6 separate regions of the Homo sapiens genome follow, and regions 2, 3, 4, 5 and 6 are each linked to region 1. The links are chromatin contacts, found by Hi-C or POLR2A ChIA-PET in ENCODE. All regions are on one chromosome and are shown on one strand. The core of a region is the stretch at or near the end of the contact, and the rest is flanking DNA. Distances in the headings are between cores, read along the strand shown.

Evidence for each region. Hi-C counts contacts between places; a loop is a spot of excess contacts on that map. ChIA-PET counts read pairs that join two places held with the same protein, here RNA polymerase II (POLR2A). Pooled maps may share reads with other maps.
Region 2: a pooled map shows a loop between it and region 1 (14-fold over the local background). The contact joins two enhancer-like sites. A Hi-C loop is called at or near these places in 7 of 37 single-sample maps with no recorded cell type and 5 of 50 pooled maps. POLR2A ChIA-PET finds 5 or more read pairs at or near these places in 1 of 52 experiments (HEK293).
Region 3: a loop to region 1 is called in a pooled map, with 5 times the contacts of the local background. The contact joins two enhancer-like sites. A Hi-C loop is called at or near these places in 1 of 37 single-sample maps with no recorded cell type and 3 of 50 pooled maps. POLR2A ChIA-PET finds 5 or more read pairs at or near these places in 1 of 52 experiments (T-cell).
Region 4: a loop to region 1 is called in a map with no recorded cell type, with 4 times the contacts of the local background. The contact joins two enhancer-like sites. A Hi-C loop is called at or near these places in 4 of 37 single-sample maps with no recorded cell type and 4 of 50 pooled maps.
Region 5: a pooled map shows a loop between it and region 1 (3-fold over the local background). The contact joins two enhancer-like sites. A Hi-C loop is called at or near these places in 1 of 168 maps with a recorded cell type or tissue (GM12878), 18 of 37 single-sample maps with no recorded cell type and 6 of 50 pooled maps. POLR2A ChIA-PET finds 5 or more read pairs at or near these places in 1 of 52 experiments (activated CD4-positive, alpha-beta T cell).
Region 6: a loop to region 1 is called in a pooled map, with 4 times the contacts of the local background. The contact joins two enhancer-like sites. A Hi-C loop is called at or near these places in 1 of 168 maps with a recorded cell type or tissue (GM12878), 19 of 37 single-sample maps with no recorded cell type and 8 of 50 pooled maps.

What each region holds. Positions count from the first base shown.
Region 1 is chrX:13,757,946-13,760,445 of GRCh38, reverse strand. OFD1 (OFD1 centriole and centriolar satellite protein) reads right to left here. Exons shown (of 23, transcript NM_003611.3): 15 at 1,998-2,109; 16 at 1-331. Among named protein-coding and RNA genes, the nearest start is that of OFD1, 24 kb to the right of the region's middle. RefSeq lists an enhancer at 1,003-1,092. Within about 2 kb of position 1,250, at least 4 of the 41 ENCODE cell types and tissues checked have a DNase peak (open chromatin) inside an H3K27ac peak, as active enhancers do; they include GM12878, where a contact is called at or near this core.
Region 2 is chrX:14,671,710-14,675,319 of GRCh38, reverse strand. The region is part of intron 7 of GLRA2 (glycine receptor alpha 2); the gene reads right to left. Among named protein-coding and RNA genes, the nearest start is that of GLRA2, 140 kb to the right of the region's middle. RefSeq lists enhancers at 1,199-1,493, 937-2,136. Within about 2 kb of position 1,964, at least 2 of the 41 ENCODE cell types and tissues checked have a DNase peak (open chromatin) inside an H3K27ac peak, as active enhancers do.
Region 3 is chrX:12,842,155-12,845,764 of GRCh38, reverse strand. It overlaps the pseudogene MRPL35P4. Among named protein-coding and RNA genes, the nearest start is that of TLR7, 23 kb to the left of the region's middle. RefSeq lists an enhancer at 1,450-1,769. Within about 2 kb of position 1,969, at least 3 of the 41 ENCODE cell types and tissues checked have a DNase peak (open chromatin) inside an H3K27ac peak, as active enhancers do.
Region 4 is chrX:13,004,580-13,008,189 of GRCh38, reverse strand. No RefSeq gene overlaps it. Among named protein-coding and RNA genes, the nearest start is that of TMSB4X, 31 kb to the right of the region's middle. RefSeq lists enhancers at 2,039-2,088, 3,422-3,481. Within about 2 kb of position 2,014, at least 11 of the 41 ENCODE cell types and tissues checked have a DNase peak (open chromatin) inside an H3K27ac peak, as active enhancers do.
Region 5 is chrX:13,073,200-13,076,809 of GRCh38, reverse strand. The region is part of intron 2 of LOC105373133 (a long non-coding RNA gene); the gene reads right to left. Among named protein-coding and RNA genes, the nearest start is that of FAM9C, 30 kb to the right of the region's middle. RefSeq lists a silencer at 2,102-2,161. Within about 2 kb of position 2,054, at least 7 of the 41 ENCODE cell types and tissues checked have a DNase peak (open chromatin) inside an H3K27ac peak, as active enhancers do; they include GM12878, where a contact is called at or near this core.
Region 6 is chrX:13,090,647-13,094,256 of GRCh38, reverse strand. The region is part of intron 3 of LOC105373133 (a long non-coding RNA gene); the gene reads right to left. Among named protein-coding and RNA genes, the nearest start is that of FAM9C, 48 kb to the right of the region's middle. RefSeq lists an enhancer at 3,341-3,480. Within about 2 kb of position 1,621, at least 12 of the 41 ENCODE cell types and tissues checked have a DNase peak (open chromatin) inside an H3K27ac peak, as active enhancers do; they include GM12878, where a contact is called at or near this core.

The DNA.
Region 1 (2,500 bases), core at 1-2,500:
TTGGCAGAGTTTTTAATGACTCTCCGATGGTAACTTCTGAAAGCCTTTTCCAAGCGTTCGGCCTCTTGCTGAAGCTCTTTGACCCTTGCCTTAGTATTGGCTACAAACTCAAGGTCAGAATCAGGGGAACTACCCTCCACCCATGCAGTTGGATAATTTGTGATCCTTGATGCAACCATACGTGCTAGAACGTTTTCCTGTTTAAAAGGATTGTTCAAGAAATCCCCACTTATCTCACCATTGCAAGGCACCACATTGCCATTTATTAATCCATTGACAGAACGATCGATCACAGACTGCTTTGGATTGCAGTACACTTCATTCTCTAGGGCTGCAGGGTACAAAAAGCCAATTTCAGAAGTAAGTGGACAAGGCAGAGAAGAAAATATACTTGAGAATATTATTTTTTTGAAAAATGGAAGAGAGTAATAAGGACAAACTTGCACTATACAGTTTCTGAAGCCATGGTAACGATAACCACTAACATTTACTGAGAGCTTATTGTACCAGCTACAGCTTTGTATGTCTTTTGTAACATGATATAATTTCAGAATCCATTATGCACAATTTTGAAAGCCACAAGGCTCTGAGAACTGAAAATTTATTCATAATTTATTTGGTGGCAAAGCCCAACCAGACTTGAACTCATTTGGTTGAAAAGTTTGACCTGAACTGATGTAAACCCATTTATAATCTTTATTTATCCCAGCATGAATATTCATACAGTTGACTGCAAAATAATTAATGTGCTTTACTATAGGATGCTGTTCAGAACTCCCAGGGCTATTGCGAAATCCACAGCATATGGCCCGAGTTTCATATAAGGAAGTGAGGACCTGCATTCACAACAACACTGTGGTCAAGAAACTCTCACTGCTCCCATTTTACAGATGGGGGGACTAAAGCTTACTGAGGCTGGGTCACACGGTTAGCAAGTCTAAGAGCTACTGGGCTTTCCTAATGCAAAGCCAGTGCACCTGCCCCTCTCTCCTGCAATGCCTCCCCGTGATGCTACAAGAAAGAAGCTTGCCCTCGGCAACACATGCATGCGAAAGAGTTCTATCCTCATTCAACTATTTTTTATTGATAGGAGACTGCTATGATTTCAGCTGTGAGAAGTTTCACAAACAGAACTGAAAGAAAATGAGGAACAGAAAAAAGCAGAAACGAGTAGAGATAAAAATAAAACAAGTGCTGGTAGAAGAGAGCAAGGAGCTGATGAGGAAACAATGCAGGTGGGAACAAGGAAGGCTCAGACCCAGTTGAACTGGTAACACATACGTACTTTCTTTGAACTTGAAAGCAACTGAAGAATAAAGTATCTGAACTTTAATATCCTTCTTACGAAGTAGGAAGGGGCAGAGATGCATCCACAGTGAAGACACAATAATAAAATGATACCAATAACCATTTCCTGAGTGTCTTTTATGTCCCAGGCACTGGACTGAAACCCATTTCATCTTTTTCATCATGGCTCAGTAGGTATTATTATCCCCATTACAAATGAGGAGACTGAGGCCCAAGGAAGTTAAAGTAACATGCCCAAGGTCAAACAACTTCAAAACGGGTCCAAAAGAAGAACAGTTCTGATTCTGAAGGCAATATTCTTTTTGCTAAACCACCCTGCTTGTCCTGTATATTTATATATCTATCAAGGAATCCGTAAAACTACTGAATTGGTGTTAACATTGGGGTAACAAATAAAAAAGGAAATCCTATAATGAATATGGGGACTTCTATGTTACCACCACGCCTTTCCTATTGGGGCATGAGACTCTCCCAAGCCATGAGGCACCTATGAAGCAAAATACTTTTGCTGATGATCCAGATGGTATTACCAAAATGGATAGGGAGTTTTACTTCTAAGATGACACATATTTCTATGGCTTTTCCCCTAAAACAATAATTAATATTCAATAAATTATGATCATTACATTTTCACAGACACCAGAAGCTTTATACATACAAAAATATTTATGGGTTAAAACGTCTCTAACCTGTCTGAGTTTGCTTCAGTTGCAATTTTAAATCGGCAACCTGAGTAGTTAAACTCTTTACAGAAGCTTTGTAACCTAGAATCTGGGCCTTCAGCTGTGCAGAATGCTCAATCTGAAAAGATTCAGAATAGGAAAAGAAATCAATGTAAAACAAATCACAGCTTGCTTCAAAAGGAAAAGTTCTCTTATCATGTTTGTACTCTTTTTGTTCTGCCAATTCCAAGAAGCTTTATGACAGTAAACAACAGGGTCCCTATTAAAAAAAAACACAAGCAGAACACACAAACAAGTTCTTCACCATCTTTTTCAGTCATATCAAAGAACTCTAGGGCATGCAGGCAGAAATCAGAAGACAGTGAATGTTTGTAATACTTATCAGGGTGAGAATCGAGAGATAACAGTGGGCACCATCAGGCACTCAGAAAATTTTATGTTTAGGTGAGTTTGCTTTCTTCTCCATTTTATTACTATTACGAATATAAAGTCACGTTATCACTGCAGAA
Region 2 (3,610 bases), core at 715-3,214, 910 kb before region 1:
AGTTTCATGAGTGGAGAGGTACAAGAAGAGTAAAACTGCCAGCCCTAGAATACACAAGCAACACCAGGTGATATCCATTGTTAGAGGCACCATAGGGACACTCTGCAGAAAGGCACCTCTAAGTCTCAGCCTCCTGCAAATGTAGGCATCTGAGAGAGTCAAGGTGAAGGAGGGGTTAGCATCTGGAGGAAGTAGGGCAATGCAGCATCTTCTTCCCTGTGCTTATGTCTGCCACGTCACTACATTTTTGGCTGATAGACAAGCACATTGATTCCTGCCATAGTCTACTTCCTGTGCCTGCACCTTCAGTGACAAAACAAGTGATGTATGTTTATTATCTAACAAGGGCAGGAATAAGGGGGAAGTGGGGATTCGGAACAAATTGCCCACTGGTGGAAAAACAATCTCAATGAAGAAAAGACCCAATTGGGTGATCTCAGTATTGGAAAGACAACAATGGGCTTTGGGGAGATGATGAGATGATGCTTCACTTAATAAATGTTTGTGTAGTCAGAGAGTGTGTGTGTTTGTGTGTGTGTGCATGGGAGAGAGAGAGAGAAAAGGAGAAAGAAAGAGAAGAGAAAAACTGGGAGACTATGAAGATATGGAAGAAAGAAAAAAAAGGAAAAATAATGAATATTTTTGAAGCTAGACCAACTTGGATTTGAATCCTAGGTGAATGACCAATGAATTTGGAAAAATTACTTAACCTTTTTGAATCTTGATTTCTTCATATCAAAGTAGGGGCCCACACATTCCAGTTTCATGGGGTCATTGAAGGATTGAATAAGATACTTTATATAAAACTTAACACTCATTTGGCAGATTGTAGATTCTCAGACACATTGGCTTGTAAGGGATGAGCCCCTGAAGACACTGCATAATTCAAAACTTGCATAATTCAAGGCAGTTTTCCCCACAGGAATAATGTAAAGTAAAATATCTTGTATTTGATGTTTTGTGCATGGACTAAGACTTTGTTAGTATTTTTATATTGCTTTGCTTTAAATTCACATAATCTAAGTTCACATAAATGGAACTTCATTGCAGTGAGCACTCCTGTATATCATGGGGACTGATATATGCTGTTACAAAAAGAAAACAGAACAAAATCACCACCACCACTATCATCAACAAAAAGCTTACACCACCACCATTCTATGAGTTATCTCCATTATAAGGATAAGGAAGCTGAGTTCACTCATTAACTTTACCAAGATCACACAGCAAAAGAATAGTTGAGCTGCGATTTGCATTAAATCTGGCTTGACTCCAAATTCTGTGCTTTTCTGCCTCACTGACCCCTGTGGGAACCTCCCTCTCTGGCGATGAGTCAGAAGAATTACTCACAGACTGTGCTTACACCAGATGACAACATCTGATGTGGAAAAGAGGTGAGAAGGTACATGCAGTGGGACTGGCAAGCAAGAAACAACAGTAGCACTGTCACACCTGCAGCCATGGACATACTGTGAAGATAAGTGTTCATAGATGGCAGATAACCGCAATCTTCATTTGTTTTCTCAGTCAGCAATTAGTGCCTCGACTACTTGTATACTATTTGTGCATTTACTCCCTACCCTAACCCAGGTTCAAAATTCATACTTACAAGCAAGGAAATAAAAGAGGGAAGTTTAATAACTGTTATTTGGAAAGGCCTTGGAATGGTGGGTAAGGTTTATAGTGATGGGTAGAGGAATATGGAAGAGCTGACAGGTCTCCACTCCCTGGACTGAGCTTGTTGGTTTATGATTTCCAAGTTGCCTATGCCTCCTATAGTGGGATGAGGAGCCAAATCAGGAAGGAAGCAGTGGCCAAACCTTTCACCCCTGACCATTTCTCAAACTCAGAACCTTACCAGAGTGAGTGGGTGTACCTGTGTTAAGTGACTATGTGCAGATGCGTCATCATCTCATAACAATTATGGATGATGTACTCCTGAGATGAACAGTGGGTAAGATATGTAGGGAATGGGTGATTCTGGAGTACAAAATAGAGGCAGTCTTAGAAGCCCAGTTCAAGTTGCAGTGATGGAGAAATCATTTCCTCAGAATACCTAGAATCTTGTGATAACTCCAGGATACAAAGAGGCCCCTTCTGGTGCTGAACTTCTCCACCAATGCACCTGAACCCTCTGAGCACTGTGATGCTACATCCTGGGGATGAGAACAGGGATTCCTTTAGTGGAGGGCCATAGAGTATTTAATATATGAGAGTATAGTGTGAAATATGAATTTCAATTGAATGGTAGAGTCAGTGGTAGCCGAGAAGCTTTCCGACCCAGACTCTGGCTTGTGGACTGATTTAGTGTCAGCTCTGTACTTTAATGTGAGCTCACAGTGGAGGCTGCAGATCATCAAGGATGTCTCGATAGGAGCCAACTTGCCAGACACCTTCCCTTCTTGGCATGGCACTCTGGGCGCTCAAGCCTAGTGTGTTCTAACCTAAAGCTCTTGAAGTTAATCAGCTACCTACTGTTTCATACTATTCAAAGTGAAACTGAAATGGAAAAATTCCAGGCATCCACCACGCTCCAGGTTCCATGTGGGGAGGAGAAAACAAGAAAAGGAGCTACAGGTCAGTCAAAGGTTTGTAATTAATGTGGTTCAAAAGCTTCTGGCTGGGCTGTTGATCTCACTTTTTGTTAGTTATAAATTACCAAAGATTATGTCTCTACTGTATCCACTTCCTATAGTTGAGCAGCATTTTGATACAAGTCAGCTCCATTCCTTTCTCTTTAACAAAAAAACCAGAAGCACAAATCACCCATTAATAGTTAAATACCTATTTGCAATAGATACTAGCCTACAGGAGTCTGTAATGATTAAAAAGAAATCCTACTGCCTCTTGAGTAAAATGACATAAGTAGATGTGTAAGCTCTTTGAAGAAATAAAAGGCCATGCCATCAGATAGCATTATTATTTTTCAATATGGAAGTGTACAGAATGCTTAAAAGATAAAGTGTAAGTGTGAAAATATTTTGGTTGGGCTCATTGAGTGCCTCAGTTTCTAACATATCAGTTGCATACATCTGCTTCAGAAAGTTTAGATCAATCTCAGCCCCTTGGCGGAAATCAATCCAGTATGACTATCTAAAGTAAGAGAAAGCAGCAAGGCTGTGTTAGAGAGAGCCATGAGAAGATGCCAAAAATGTGGACCTCAGCTTTGCCACTGGCTCACATTGCAAATTTGGGCACATTATCTCACGATTTGGGGTCTCACACTCCCACTTGGGATATAAAAGGATCGGGCTGATAATTTTCAAGGGTTCTGCTATTCTAAGATTCTGTGACTCAAGGGAAATAAAAAGTGATGAGAGAGGAAACCACATCAATAGCAGTATGGGTTCCCAATGTCAAGGTGATCAGAGCTGTGAGTCCCAGTAACAGCCTTCAGGCCCTCTACTCTGCATTCTTAGCACTTTCAGTATCATCTGATAATGTCTATTCATTGAATGCCTCTATGTGCCAGGCAAGACTTGCCTAAAATAGTGAATTCCTTGCTTAGAAGCAAATAGTACTAATTCAGGAAAAACAATTGCATGTGCAATACTATGTGCATAGCAGATACACTGAGTTTACTTGCAGATTCAATGGACAATTCTCACAT
Region 3 (3,610 bases), core at 720-3,219, 920 kb after region 1:
CTGGGCGTGGTGGCTCACGCCTGTAATCCCAGCACTTTGGGAGGCCAAGGCGGGCGGATCACCTAAGGTCAGGAGTTCGAGACCAGCCTGTACAACATGGTGAAACCCCGTCTCTACTAAAAATACGAAAATTAGCTGGGTGTGTTGGCAGGCACCTGTAATCACAGCTACTCGGGAGGCTGAGGCAGGAGAATTGCTTGAACCCGGGAGGTGGATGTTGCCATGAGCCGAGATCACACCATTGCACTCCAGCCTGGGGGACAAGAGCGAGACTTCATCTCAAAAAAAAAAAAAAAAAAAAGAAAGAAACTTGGCATCATAGCAGGCTGGCAAGATGGCTGCCTCTGCCTTTGCTGGTGCGATGAGAGCAGCTTCAGGAATCTATGGCTCCTGAATATTTTTGCATCTCCAGCCCACCGAAACTGTGCCAGGAATGCCTCTCTTATTTCTGCATTGTCTACTGGACGTTTTAGTCATATTCAGACACCATTTGTTTCCTCCACTCCCAGGCTGATCACATCTGTCAGAAACCTGACATGTGGGCATACTGCAGTGATCCCCAACAGAGTGGCCCCCTTGCTTCCAAGTGTCCTGAAGCTGCCAGTCAGAACTGTAATATACGTCAGTACACAAAAAGGCAAGAGAACAACTGTGAAAGCTGTTATCTATAGGTTTTTTCGACTTCATTCTGGCCTTTGGGTGAGGAGAAAGGCTGGTTATAAGAAAAAATTCTGGAAAAAGACACCTGCAAGAAAAAAGCAATTGAGGGAATTTGTGTTCTGCAATAAAACCCAGAGTAAACTCTTAGATAAAATGACAGTGTCCTTCTGGAAGAGGTGAAACTTGTATGCTGATAATCCTTATCAGAAATATCTTTATGAAACAAACCTGAAAGTATAGATCAGAAGTTTCACTTGTTTCTCAGTTATTGAATATGTATCTTTGTGTACATGACATCTTTGCAAAAATAGGTAAGTATAAAACCGATGTAAATTGTACCAGTTAATATGTAAACATCCAATGCCAACATTAAACTTATAAAAGTATTTAAACTTAAAAAAAAAAAAACTTGGCATCATACATATTCTCCCAAAGCTGGAAAAACACCTCTTTACTGATAGGAACCTAAATAAACCCCTTAAACAAGTTGCCCGAGTCTAGTTAATGCTGTGTTGCCAGCATGTGGAAGTATAAAGTCTCAGGTTGCTTTATGCAACTTGCTTGGTTTGGATGAACGTGTGAGTGAGAGGTAGGTATGAATCCCACTGCCTTACGGTTCATGCTAGTTTTTTCCACTCTCAGATGCTGTAAGTCAGGGTCTGCTTGATGAAAAGGAGGACTTTGATGACAAGTATCATGGTATTTGTATAACAAGTCTAAAAGTTTTAATCCCTTCAGTTAGATACAACCATGGACATTTTTCAAGTAATAATATTTTTATTAGAAATTTGCAGATACCTTGAGCCTGTTCTTTGTAATGACATGGAAAAAGAACACAGCCTACATATCCCTTTGTATATAGGATATTTTTAGCATTGTAAAGCCCCGGTGTCATAATTAACCTTGTCTTTTGTTTCTCATTCCCCTTTTAAATGAAAGTATGAAGCACTTCACTGCTTAGTTCTTCCGTAAGTTTCATTTTACTGTGAAATGAAAGTGTTCTGAAGATATCCTTGACAGGATATGCAAACGAATGTAACAAAAACCTTCCTTTGTGTTGAAGGCTGGTCCTAAGTACATACTAGATTTCACCAGACGAGTCCAAAAGGTCAGATGCTTTGAAAAAAGGCCCCCAGTGCAAATAATCGAGTAGTTGACCTGGTGAAAAAAAGGAAAGACTATTTATGCATGCATTGGTCTTTGAGCTGTTCCGCCTGCTGTCTTGTAAACTCAGAAGCAGTTTTCCTGAGGTGGGTATTACTGACCATCTAGCTCACCATCTGAGACTCATAAGTAGATTTGTGAGTGGTGAGGTGTAGTGAAGACCACTTGTTTGGGATTCAACATACATGGCCAGCCAATGAAAATGTTAACTCACATCTGCATATGCCTTCATCTTGTTATGGAACTGGAGGCACCATCATTCATAATGCTTAAAAATAAAACACCTGCAAGGCAGCTATTGTTAAAACCTAACTCGCCCACAAGAAAGCTGATGCTCAACGAAGTCAAATCTCTAGTAATAAAACTGGGTTACTATTCATATCTTGACTCTACTACCCAAGTTCTTTCTGTAAGTCATCTAAACAGCCAGGACCTCAGCAATCTGACTAGATAAAAACAAAAAATTCTTCTTGAGTTTATGATCCTAAGGGTTTCTTTTTCATATCTAAGGGTTTCTTTTTCATATCTAAAGCAGGTATTCATATTAGATGCTGTCACATTTTGCTTATCTCTTGCTGTGTAACAAACCAACCCAAAACATATCTGCTTAAAACAGTAACCACTTTATTTGTTCATGATTCTTTGGTTGGCTGGGGCTCTGCTGGGCTGTTCTTTGGTTGGTTTCAGTTGGGGTCTCCTGTGAGGTTGTAATCAGATGGCTTTGTTCACATGTCTAGTTCCCCAGTGGGGAAGGTTGAGAGGGAGTGATCTTTTCCTCTTTTCTTCCCCATGTGGCTAGCTTGGGTTTCTTTTCATGGTGGTTTGATCCTGAGAGTGAGCATTTCAAGAGACATAAGCTCCAGTGTGCCAGCACTTATCAAGCATTTGCTTACATCATTCTTGCTAATGTCCTATTTATTGGCCGAGCCCGAGGTTAATATGGAAGGATACACCACAGAAGTGTGAATACCAGGAGTTATGGTTCATCGGGAACCACCAAAGTAGCAATCCACCACTTGTAGTATATACAACAGAAATGTAAAAAAATTCATATTTAAGCCAAGATCTGTTGTTCCATATTTTTTTGAAGAATATTGGATTCAAAACATATTACTTTAGAATACTATGCAGCCTCCAAAAGTCACACATTAGAATACTACATGACATGGAAAAAGATACTATGCTAAGAGTAAACCAAAAAAAGTTTCAAAACAAGTATTTGTTTGTATGTATACTCCACTTTTAGCCATTGTTATTGCTGATGATTTTCATTACTTGTCTTTGCATTTATCAAAATTTTATCAGTGCATATATACTATTTTTAATCAGTAATAAAGTATTTTTGCAATTGAAGAAAAAATCTAAAAATAGTATTGCAATAATCGGTGATAGGTTAACAAGGTTTGAGTATGCTTATATAATATTATTTATATTGCTATATTGCTTTATAGATCCTGGAAAGTAAAATATTTGTAGTCAATAAAATAAAGTTCTTACAGAAATGCAAATAAAACAATACCCCAGTACTGTTAAATTATCAGATTGGAAAACAGGAAAAAGATGATCAATTCACAGTGTTTGTCAGGATTTAGGGACTTTGGGTGAGAGTGCAAATTGGTACAACATTTCTGGCAAGCAATTGAAATAGATCAGGATTTTAAATGGGCATTTCTTTGTAGGAATTCTTACTAAAGAGGAAAATGTTTTAAATTCTCCAAACTGTAGCTACTGACCTGTACTGATTTGTGGAATTAATGGTGGTGATTTGTCCCTTTATATACTTTCT
Region 4 (3,610 bases), core at 765-3,264, 750 kb after region 1:
ACTTCTCACCTCCCAGAGTTTCAGGCACAGGTACCCCTTTTCTCTTGCATATGTCATGTAGTCTCAACTGTGTCTTCAATCTAGGAACTTTACCCAGCCCTGGCAAGCTGTACTAAACCCTAGTCTGAGACATCTGGCTTTTGCCCAGATAATTACATGCCTAACATTGTAATTCAGGTTTGGCACTGCTATTTCATAATGTTTTCTTTTTCTAAGCTGGAGCCTTCCAAGGGAGGAGAGTAGGACAATGGAGAAATGAAGACAGAAAAATGCAAGCATTAACCCTGAGGTTTCTTTCTCAGTTGCATTCAGCAAACTAGCAGAGGTACCTAGACTTTCAATACCCAAAATGTGGTCTGTGAACTGGCAACCCCAGGATCACCTGGGAGCTTATTAGAGTCTCAGGTCCCACCTAGACCTCTTGAATCAGAATCCGCACTTTAACAAGATTCCCAGGTGACTCATGTACATATTAAAGTTGGAGATGCATCCTGAATTTGTCACATCAGTGTGAAAGGTGCTGAGCACAGGGCAGATGCTCATGAACTGACCACACAGTGGGGAGTCAACTCTAGGTGAATTCCATGCCACCCCTTTCTAAATGTTAGTGACTATTACTGCTGCCACAAGCTGATATGCGAATGGTGTTGGACAATTCATTTTGTACTCATAAGAAAATCAGTATCAATTGATTGCAAGGGGAAAAAATGCTAGACTTCAAATTCCTACTGCAGCAACCCATTTCCAAGTGCGGGTGTCGAGATGGGAGAAAAGAGGGCTTGTCTTGGGTCAGGAGAGCTGGGTTTCATTCCCAGTGGGTGCCTAGCCAGCTGGGAGACCCTGGGCAGTCATGTCTTCCTTTAGTGCCTCAGTTTCTTCATCTGCACAGAGGGAGAATGGAAACTAGACTTAATGGTATTTACAATCATGACCTACAACATAGCATGGACCCTCCACCCTCCCATTTCTTCTCTAATCCTTTTATCCTATTTCACTTTTCTCTAAAATGCTTAGCAATACACTTGCCACATTATATATTTATTTGTTTTTTTGCACTAAAATGCAAGCTTCATGAGCCACTGCATCCAGCCTGATAATGTTTTTAAATTTGCTGTATGCATCACATCCCCTTTCCTTGTTTATCATTCTCTGAGAAACAAATGTTCTCCAGGGGTTCCGTATTTTAAAAGGAAACTAATTTTTCCTCATCCCTCAAAAAATTCGAGGAAAGCTGGGAGAAGGCATTCATAGGCAGATAAGTAACAACTTATTTCCAAAAACTAGATGCAAAGGCTGCAGGCCTACAAAATGTTGTCTTTTATAGACTCCTCACTTTTATAAGATGCAAAAAAAAAAAAAATCAGAGGAATAGCTTGTAACAAATGGTTACAACTATGGAAATACAGGAATGGCCAAAAAAAGGCAAAATTCCACTATAATAGTGTCATGTGCTTTTCCTCATTGGTTCCTCCTATTTAAACCCTTAGCATGTCTCTCCATCTTCTCTTACCCTCTCAAGCTACATTTCAGATGGCCCCAACTCCCTGATTTGTTTTCACATATCATTTAAGGGCTAGCAGGGCAAAACCTTCTGAAAAGTCATGCAGATGATCATTTGCCTGGCACGCTTTTTTTTAAGTCAGGACTCAAATGAATTGAAAAGTTGCAAACATATTATTTGCAGGCAATGTGCTCAGACCCCCTTGCCTCGATAGTGGGCTGCATGAAGCAGTGGTGGTGCACCATCATCCACCATTTCTGGTGCCAAGTTTTGTCTCGTGTCCAGCTGAAATGTTAGTCATCTTATAGAGCTGCTTGGAAGATGCTATTACATGTAAGTCCCAGCAGTTTTTTCCTCTCAGTACTAGCTTTTTGTGAACGTCATGAGACTGGGAGAAAATCTCTCTGCCAACAAGTGCTCAGTAAAAACCTCCATCCCAGAAATTACCCTGATATATGCAAGTGTGGCAGCGTGAGAGGCAAGTGGGTTGGCAAAGGGCCACGTGGATTCACATGCCACTACCTTCTATTTCCCTTTGTTCAGCTGTGCTGTTCGCACAGGGTGGTGGGTTCTCTCTCTCTTTTTCTTTTTTCTCCTTACTCTTAGCTTTTCTTTCTCTCTCTTTCTTTCTTTTCTTTCTTTCTTTCTTTCTTTCTCTCTCTCTCTCTCTCTCCCTCTTTCTTTCTTTCTTTTTTTTGGCAGTTGAGCTTTGAGCAGTGATGCGTTTTGTTTCAAAAGAGAATCACCAACAGAAAGGGATTGCTCATTGCTCATCTAACTTCAGGGCTCTCTTCTTGTAGAATGCTTCTGCCCACTCACTGTTTCATATGAGAAAGCATTTAAATTCAAAACTCACAAAGTCAGAACTGAAAGTATGTGGGTTTCAGTTCTCCTTATCCGTTTTCCCTTCTTTAAAAACTAAGGAGCCCTATTTGGAGATGTGCGTGCCTGCCAGGAATGAGGTGTGGGGCTCTAGGGTGCTGCGCTGGAACCCATGATGACATGGTTGGCCTATTCATCATAGACCTTTAGAAATGGAAAGAACCAGAAAAGGGCCTGGAAAGAACCTAATTCAATTATTAGGAAGAACCGAATTCATTACTTTTAATGGCAAAAACTGCAATTACTTTTGCCCCAATTTAATACATCATTTTACAAATGAGAAAATCAAAGCCAGAGAGAATGACCTGTCCAAAGTCACATGGCTAATTAGACCCTGTATCACATGTAGACCCTTGTATCTTGGCTGCATTTGGGTGTAGTTGCCAATGTATGTTTGAACTTGGATCTACAACTCCTCAGCAAAGTCAGAGAATCATGCAATTAAAAAAAAAAATGGAGCTAACAGCAAGTCCCAGCATCTCCCCTTAGTTTTGAAGAAGGCAGCATAAACCAGGATCTAGACCCAAAGCAGAGGTCTTGGTAGTTTTTACATGAAGAAACTCATGTGATTCCCAACCAATTCTATGCAACCACAGTTAAAGTGATTTATCTTCAACATCTGGCAACCTAAAGAACTGAAGTAGAGATGACGTTGGGAAGCTGAGTTCCAGGAACATTTTTGTCATGGAGGTAAGGTTCCTGGGTCATCATGAATTAGATGAAAAAGCTCCTTATAACTGGCCACAAAGAAGGCATCAATGACTTTACTAGGTGAAAATGTGGACTAGTGTTTGGATTTTCAAAACAAGCTGATATCAGCCACATGTAAGACCAAAGCAATAGTCACAAAGAAATCCAAAGGACAGCCTCTGGGCTGAGAATTAATAGATCCTTTTCAACAATTTTTACGATAACTTGTTGACAAGATGATTGTATAGACTATGATGAAAAGACATGAGAAAAAACAATTTGCAAGTAAGACTGAAGTACAGGTGGAAAAGGTGGTTAATGGGGTCATCTTTTTGCCCCTGGCCCTTCTAGCAGCCAATGGGTCAGGGCTGGACCCTTTATCCATCCAATCAAGAGGCCATAATGTTCCTCTCTGGAGCAGCAGAGAACTGAAAGATGCTACCAAAGTGTGAAAAGAGAAAGCAAAGCAAACTTCAAAGGACAAAGTCTGCAAAGATTGAAACTGTCAGTCTATGAATATGTGGCCCGATTCTTACT
Region 5 (3,610 bases), core at 805-3,304, 680 kb after region 1:
CTGATCAATGTCAGCTTCAGTGATCTCAGTTTAGAAAACAGCTCATTACATACATAGGAGGTCATTGTTAGTCCACATGAGTTGGGGAGAGTAGTGACTGGAAAGGGTCGTGAAGAGGCCTTCTGGGCACTAGCAATTTTATCTTTCTTGAACTGATAACCTGTTACACAGTTACATGCAGTTTGCAAAGATCCATCAAATCAATCCTATATAATTATCAAGAACTGTGAAGGTTCTCAGATTTGACCCTACTTGTAATCTGACAAGTTAGCCTGCCCTAGTTTCATGGATGTTGACAGAAGACATGAGACTCCTGGGTCAGAGAAAAAGGACTTTCTTATTCAGAGAACAGCATACAACATGAGCTTCATATTTGTATCAGTTTCTCTTGCCCTCTAAGTCCCATGGGGGCAATGTAGAGGAGCCCAGTTGAATACTGCACATGCAGTGGGTTTATGCCATAGTTTAAGAACACAAAGTGAAGGGAATCCAAATATTTCTAAAGAGGCAATAAGCCTGCCTGACCTTTGTCCTGGAGAGAACCACTATTGTGTTGGAATGGCTTTATTATACTGGACTGATTTTTGTTCTGGAGGGAAACCCTATCTCTGTCTTCCAAGGCTGTTCACTATACAAACATCCTTGAGAAGAGAGTTCAGAACAAATGGAGTCAGAGCCTCTGGTTACAAGGCGTGCAGAAAGGTGAGAGACCCATGGAGAATGGTTACCCAACAATATATGCACTATTCTGATATATGTCACGCTCCAATAAAAGGCTTTTTAAAAGTGCTACCCTAAAAAAATTGTTGCCCTATGGTCAAATACCTTTGGGAATATCTGGGATAAACCATTTTCTTTACCATTGTACTTAACAGAACCTTTCATATGCTAATGTGTATAATGCAACTGCAGGAAAAGGAACACAATTTGCAGTTGTTTCTCAACATTCAATGCTTCTTAAACCCTTTCTACACAAACATAAGAATTACCTGGGAGTCTAGTTAAATGCAGATCCAGATTCAATAGGTCTTCAGTGGGACCAGAGATTTTGTGTTTCTACCAAGCTCCCAGGAGATGCCAATGTTCTGGCTCATACATCCCCACACGTTGAGTACTAAGGAGTTAGAAAACTCTCTTTTCAAGGAACTTCTCACAAGACTAGGATTCTACCAAACATGCTGTAAGATTACAGTTTCCACCAACCCTAGCTCTACTATTACGTCCAATCTGATATAGGAAGAAAAAATATAAAATTCTTAAATGCAAAATCTCAATGATTTGTGATGCAGGTCAAAGCTGGTTAAATGTAAAATGTAAATTAAATGTAAAAATACTAAAATGCTTAGGAAAGTTCTAATACTTAGGACGTATCTCCTGTGGTATAAGCAAAAACCACAAATGGGGGCTGAATAACAATGAAATTCTAATTTTGCCATAAATGATAACCTAAAACACTAAAATCAATGGAATGATATTTTGCAAAGTAGATGAAACCTAAGCTAATGAGGGTCTGAAATGACAGAGGCTGGAGACTATTAAAGTGGCTGGTGGATGTTTTCCTGAGCTTCATATAACATGGAGGTACCTGAGCCACGCTAATCCCAATAGGGCATTCCCCATGGGTGACTGCAGTGGGCAGAAGGCTGTTCTCCTGTGGCTTTCACACCACCCCTGGGCAAGAGGACATCCAGCAGAAATGACTCAGCTGTACCTAGTTCCATGCTTATCTTCCTTAAAACTTCAGTTCTCAACCCTGGCTACACATTAGAATCACCCAAGAAGCTTTGGAAACACTTCCGATTCCCAGGCCTCTTCCAGACCAGTAAACTATGAATCTCTTGGGACAGAGCCTACACATCGGTAGTTACAAAAATCCCCCCAGTGATTGTGATGGAAACTGTTACCCTCAAGCCTCTGACAAACTTCAGTGAAGGAAGTAAAATCCACAACCCAGTGTAAATGGAGCATATATCACCAAGGTACACCTGCTTTCCTCTCTTCCGCATCTCTGATTCTGCTACTATACTAAGAACCACCACGCTCTGAGAAGAGACATCAACAACAGCACGGTTCATTTCCTTCTAGACCTCACCACATGCCTCATCTCTCTCTAGTTCATGTTTGGTATAAGCGATGGGTCTCATTTTTAGGGAACAAAAGCACAGAAATCTCCCTATGTAGGACTTTGTGGAAATTTTGACCAGGGTGAAATTAATTTCATCCCATATTTACCATAATTTGAGCATTGTATTATCTCAAATATTACCATGGATAAAGGGATTCTGCAGTGTCATGCTATGCAGTTAAGATTTCTGGGTTTGGGTCACAACTTCCCGTACTTACTAGCTGTGTGACCAAGTTGGGTAAGTTACTTCATCCCATTAATCCTAGTCTGTTCACACATAAAATAGGAGAATTCATAAAGTTCAGAGTTGGGATGATCATTACTAGAAGGTAATTCATGTGAATGACTGGACACTGTCCCGGGCATAATAAAACCTCCATAAATACCAGCTATTTTTATAAGTTGATTTGGTATCATTTAAATAGATGATCTGTAGATGGCCACTCTTCAGTGAGCTGTTTATTATCCAGCCTCAGGGAGACATGTAAATTGAGCATAAATGTTTAAAGACTTTTACACTAATTTAACAGAGTAACTGTCTATCAAATCTAATAAAACTCTTAGGCTTGCGTTTTGTATGTCTTTACTAAATTTTTGCAAGAACTCATTTTTAAAAATGTTATGACTATTGGTCCATGGACCTGTATTTTGTACACCTTTTAAATTTAGTTTTTTCTAATAATTCATTTTATGGAAGTATTTTTCCATGATAGATTGGAGATTAAAAAATTGATTTTTCATAGAGTTTGAGAATAACTAGTTTAAAGATAAATTTATGAATATTGTGTCACAGACATGAATGAAAAACCCATTGTATCTGTTTTCTGTGCTATATAGCAAACTACCACAAGTTTAGTGGCTCAAAATAACACCCATTTTTTTTTATTGTTATTATTATTTTTTTTTTAAACAAAGTTTCATTGCCATTGCCCAGGCTGGAGTGCAATGGCGCGATCTTGGCTTACTGCAACAACCGCCTCCCGGGTTCAAGAGATTCTCGTGCCTCCGCTTCCCAAGTAGCTAGAACTACAGACACACACCACTGTACCCAGCTAATTTTTGTATTTTTTTGTAGAGACAGGGTTTTGCCATGTTAGCCAGGCTGGTCTCAAACTCCTGAGCTCAAGTGATACTCCTGCCTCGGCCTCCCAAATTGCTGGGATTACAGGTGTCAGCTATGCCTGGCCACAGCCATTTATTATCTCACAGTTTCTATGGGCCAGGAATCTAGGTATGGCATGGCTGGATTCTCAGCTCTGGCCTCAAGAGGCTGAAATCAAGTTGTCAGCTGGGCTGCAGTCTCATATGGAGATCGAGGACCTTTTCCAATCTCACATGGTTGTTGGTAGAATTCAGTTCCTTGAAGCTGCAAGACTAGGGTCCTTGTTTTCCTACTAGCTGTCATCCGGAGGTCACTCAGTCCTTGAGACTGCCCACAGTTCCTTGCCAGGGGCTGTCCCACAGCTTGGAAGCTTCTTCAAGACC
Region 6 (3,610 bases), core at 372-2,871, 670 kb after region 1:
TTAATTGACTAGGAAAAGGGAAAAAGGAAGCTTTCTAGAGTGATGGAAAGACATAGATGTTTGTGTGGTCAGTGGTTTCCAGGAGGTATATTTAGGTAAAAATTCATCAAGCTATACACTTAAGATGTGTGCATGTTACTGTATGTAAATTATACCTCCATTGAAAAACAAAACATGGATAATGATAGTTGTTGCAGGGCTTACAGCAAGTATGGGATTACTATTAATAAGCATCAGATTCGGCTTTGTGCTTTTTGGCCACTCGTCATAAAGAGACCTAAGTAATATTTCTCATAGGATGGAGGAAGCACACATTAATCATTGATTGTTTCCTGTGTGCCTGATACTGTGCGCTGGAGGCCTTGGGAGACTTCATAATAAATCAGATCAGGCTCCTGCTCCCCTGTTCTGATGTACAGGCAGTACCTTCTATACCAGGCTGTGAAAAACACTAGACTGTGTTTGAGTGTGATTGTGAGCGTCTGAGTCACAGTCTAGTATAGAAGTTACTGCATGTACATTGGTGACAAAAATTCAAGGTAGAAAGTGACAGGTGACTCAAACAGGTTTGAACCAAGCACTGGGGGTGTCATATGCTTTGCCCGACATTCAGTTGAATTGTTGACTGATAGAGGCCGGTGAGGGGGCAGGTGCCATGTTTTCACAGGAAAGGGTGCTTAAAGGGTGGGATGGGAAATGTAAATGTATCAAGGAAAGTGCAAAGGAAATTTCCATTCCCCTTTTTCTGGCTTTGCCTGCATGGAAGAGTTTGCCCCTCAGCCTCAGAGGATCCATCTGGGGGCCCCAGGAGTCTCAGGGTAGATTAGTCTCCTATGGCTGCAGTAACAAATGACCACCAACTTGGTGGCTTAAGACAACAGTTTATTCTCTCACAGTTCTGGCGGCCAGAATTTTGAAATCAGTCTCGCTAGGCCCAAATCAAGGTGTGGGCAGGGCCACGTTCCCCCAGGAAGCTCTAGGGGAGTATCTGATCCTTGCCTTTTCCAGCTTCTAGTGGCCATCCATATTCCTTGGCTTGTGGCCTCATCACCCCAATTTCTGCTGTTGTTACATCACCTTTTCCATGTGCACGTAGATCTCCCTCTGCCTCCTTCTCTCAAGAATACGTGTGATTACATTTAGGACCCACTCAGATGATACAGGATAATCTCCCCATCTCAAGATTCTTCACTTAATGACATCTGCAAAGACCACCTTTTTTCATAGAAGGCTACCGGGATCAGGATCTGCTATCTTTAGAAGCCATTATTCAGCCTGCTACACAGAGCTAGTGCCGCCCTCCACCCCTGCCCCCTCACTGCCCACTGCCCACCTTGGTCCTGATGCCTGCAAATGGAGGCAAACACTGACCTCTCTCTGTCAGAAACAAACATGCAGTAATTAAAACGCGTGTTCATGGTCCCGCCTTCTCTCTTTCACCTTCTGCATAGTTGTATGGGCTGCCAGCTTCCTGGTTGCAGAATGACTCTTTGAAGAAGCCCCAGACGGAGCTTCCTCAGAGCTGTGGGTGGAATGTGCCCAACCAAGACTTGAGGGCAGGGCTTCTCACCGCAGCACTTTGTGGCAGGAGCTGTGCTGTGCGTTGTAGGATATTTAACAGCATCCCTGGCCTCTACCCACTAGATGCCAGTAGCACCCTCGCCTCCCCAACCCAGCTGTGGCAACCTAAAATGTCTCTAAACATTGCCAAACATCTCCTGGAGGGCCAAATGGCACCCAGATGAATCCCACTGCTCTACAGAGTGAAGTGGGGCCTCTCTGGCCCTGGGGGGTGGGGCTGGGCTGCTTTGCCACCCTTCTCTTTTCTAGGTCTCTTGAGTTTTGAGAACATGGAAGGGCCATGTTGCTGGGTCTCTAGTCTAGCCCCTTTGTCCTCAATCCTGCTGGGGAGGGGCTTCTAGAGCTGGGTTTCCCAAGACTAGGAATAACTGGGGCCCTGAATGAAGGGCTCAACTGGTGGATCCCAGGATCCCCTCTGACCAGACAGTTCTGGACCTGAGACAAGCTGAACAACCTCTCAGTTTTCTTTCCTTAGGGTCCTGAGAGGCAGTGGAAGTTGGTGTCTTGGACACTGGGGTCCCCGGGGGCATTCTATACTACTTACAGCCTCTGTTCTTGGTAGTAAACCCAAGAGAACATCTCAGTGGAGTAGAGCAAAGAGGCTAAGAGTGAGGGGCTTTGGCAGCTGACTGTTCAGAGTGGATTCTTAGTTCCACTCCTTATAAGCTCAGGCACCTGGGGCAAGTTACATGCACTGCCACAGTTTCTTCACTGCAAAATGTGGATAGAATTGAATCTCCTTCATAGGATTGTGGTGAGAATGAAATGGATGATACATATCAAGTGGTCAATAAATAGTCACTTAAAATGAGAATAACTTTTATCATATTTGTGTCTTATCTCTCTGTAAGATTTGATCATCCTCCTCAAGCAACCCCTAAGAAGATATTTCAAAGGGTGCATTTAGTTCTTGCCATCTCTGAGAAATGGATCTCTCCTACACATACATTATAGATAAAATACAATCATCCATGTGACATTCTGTGTTCTTCAATATCCCCATAATCTCATAAGCCTCTCCTGGTCAGTACTGCACAGGCCGAAACTAGATTCGGTTTTCTATGTACTTTCCTGTAGCCAGAAGCTACAGTTAAAGCTTGTTTAAAAAAAAAAAAAAAAGTAAAAACGAAGTTTTCTACACTGGCTGCTCCTTTCTTTGCTTTGAAGCTAGACTGTAAGTTCACAGGTAGCCCCAAATGCATAAAGATAAGGCTTCCTTTATAACAAGGAAAGAGAGAGAGAGACAAATCCCAAAGGCTTGCTTTTCACTCACATATATTATAAATTTAGTTGGATGAAGCAAGATTACAGCCAAATATGGGCAGAACATGCAGAGAAACCTTAACTGTGATTGGCTCTTAACTTTGCCCCAAAAGAAGAACATTGTGGTTTAAACATCGCCGTCCCAGGAAGTCTTGAAATCAACTGAAGGGTTTTTCAAATTTGTTCTTCATCATTTAAACCAGACCCAAGCCCACTCTCATTGGTTGCTGGAGGAGCTGAGACTGAAGTCTGTGCTGACATTTTCAACCCTCGTTTGACAGGATAATTAGAGGAGAAGCCCCCGGTGTTGGTGACATTTGAGTCTCAAGAGCTTCCAATCCCAGTGTTGGATTGAATTTCAGTTTTCTTTCTTGCCACGCTGCCAATTTGTACTGCTGTAAGCTGACCAGCTTACACACTGAAAAGCAAAACGCAGTTCAGCTGGTTTTAAAAGACCCATTGACAGCCCAGGGCTTGTAAAACGATGTGTACGGGTAGCTTCAGCTGGCCCCTGTAAGAGATGGCCTGAGATGATAAAATGCTTTGCAACTTAAATTTCCACCAAGTGTTTTAAAACATTGGGGTTTGTTTCAGGCCTTGTGTAATTCTTTGTTATCTGCAACACAGGCGTTCTTTTTGCTCTTGTGATCAGATCATGAATCTCTTGCACAATCAGCCCAAGAGCTCTGTAAGGATGAAGACTGTTAACTCTAGCTTTGTTACATTAGAGGCAACCCAAGGCTTCATTTGATAGCCATCTGAGACA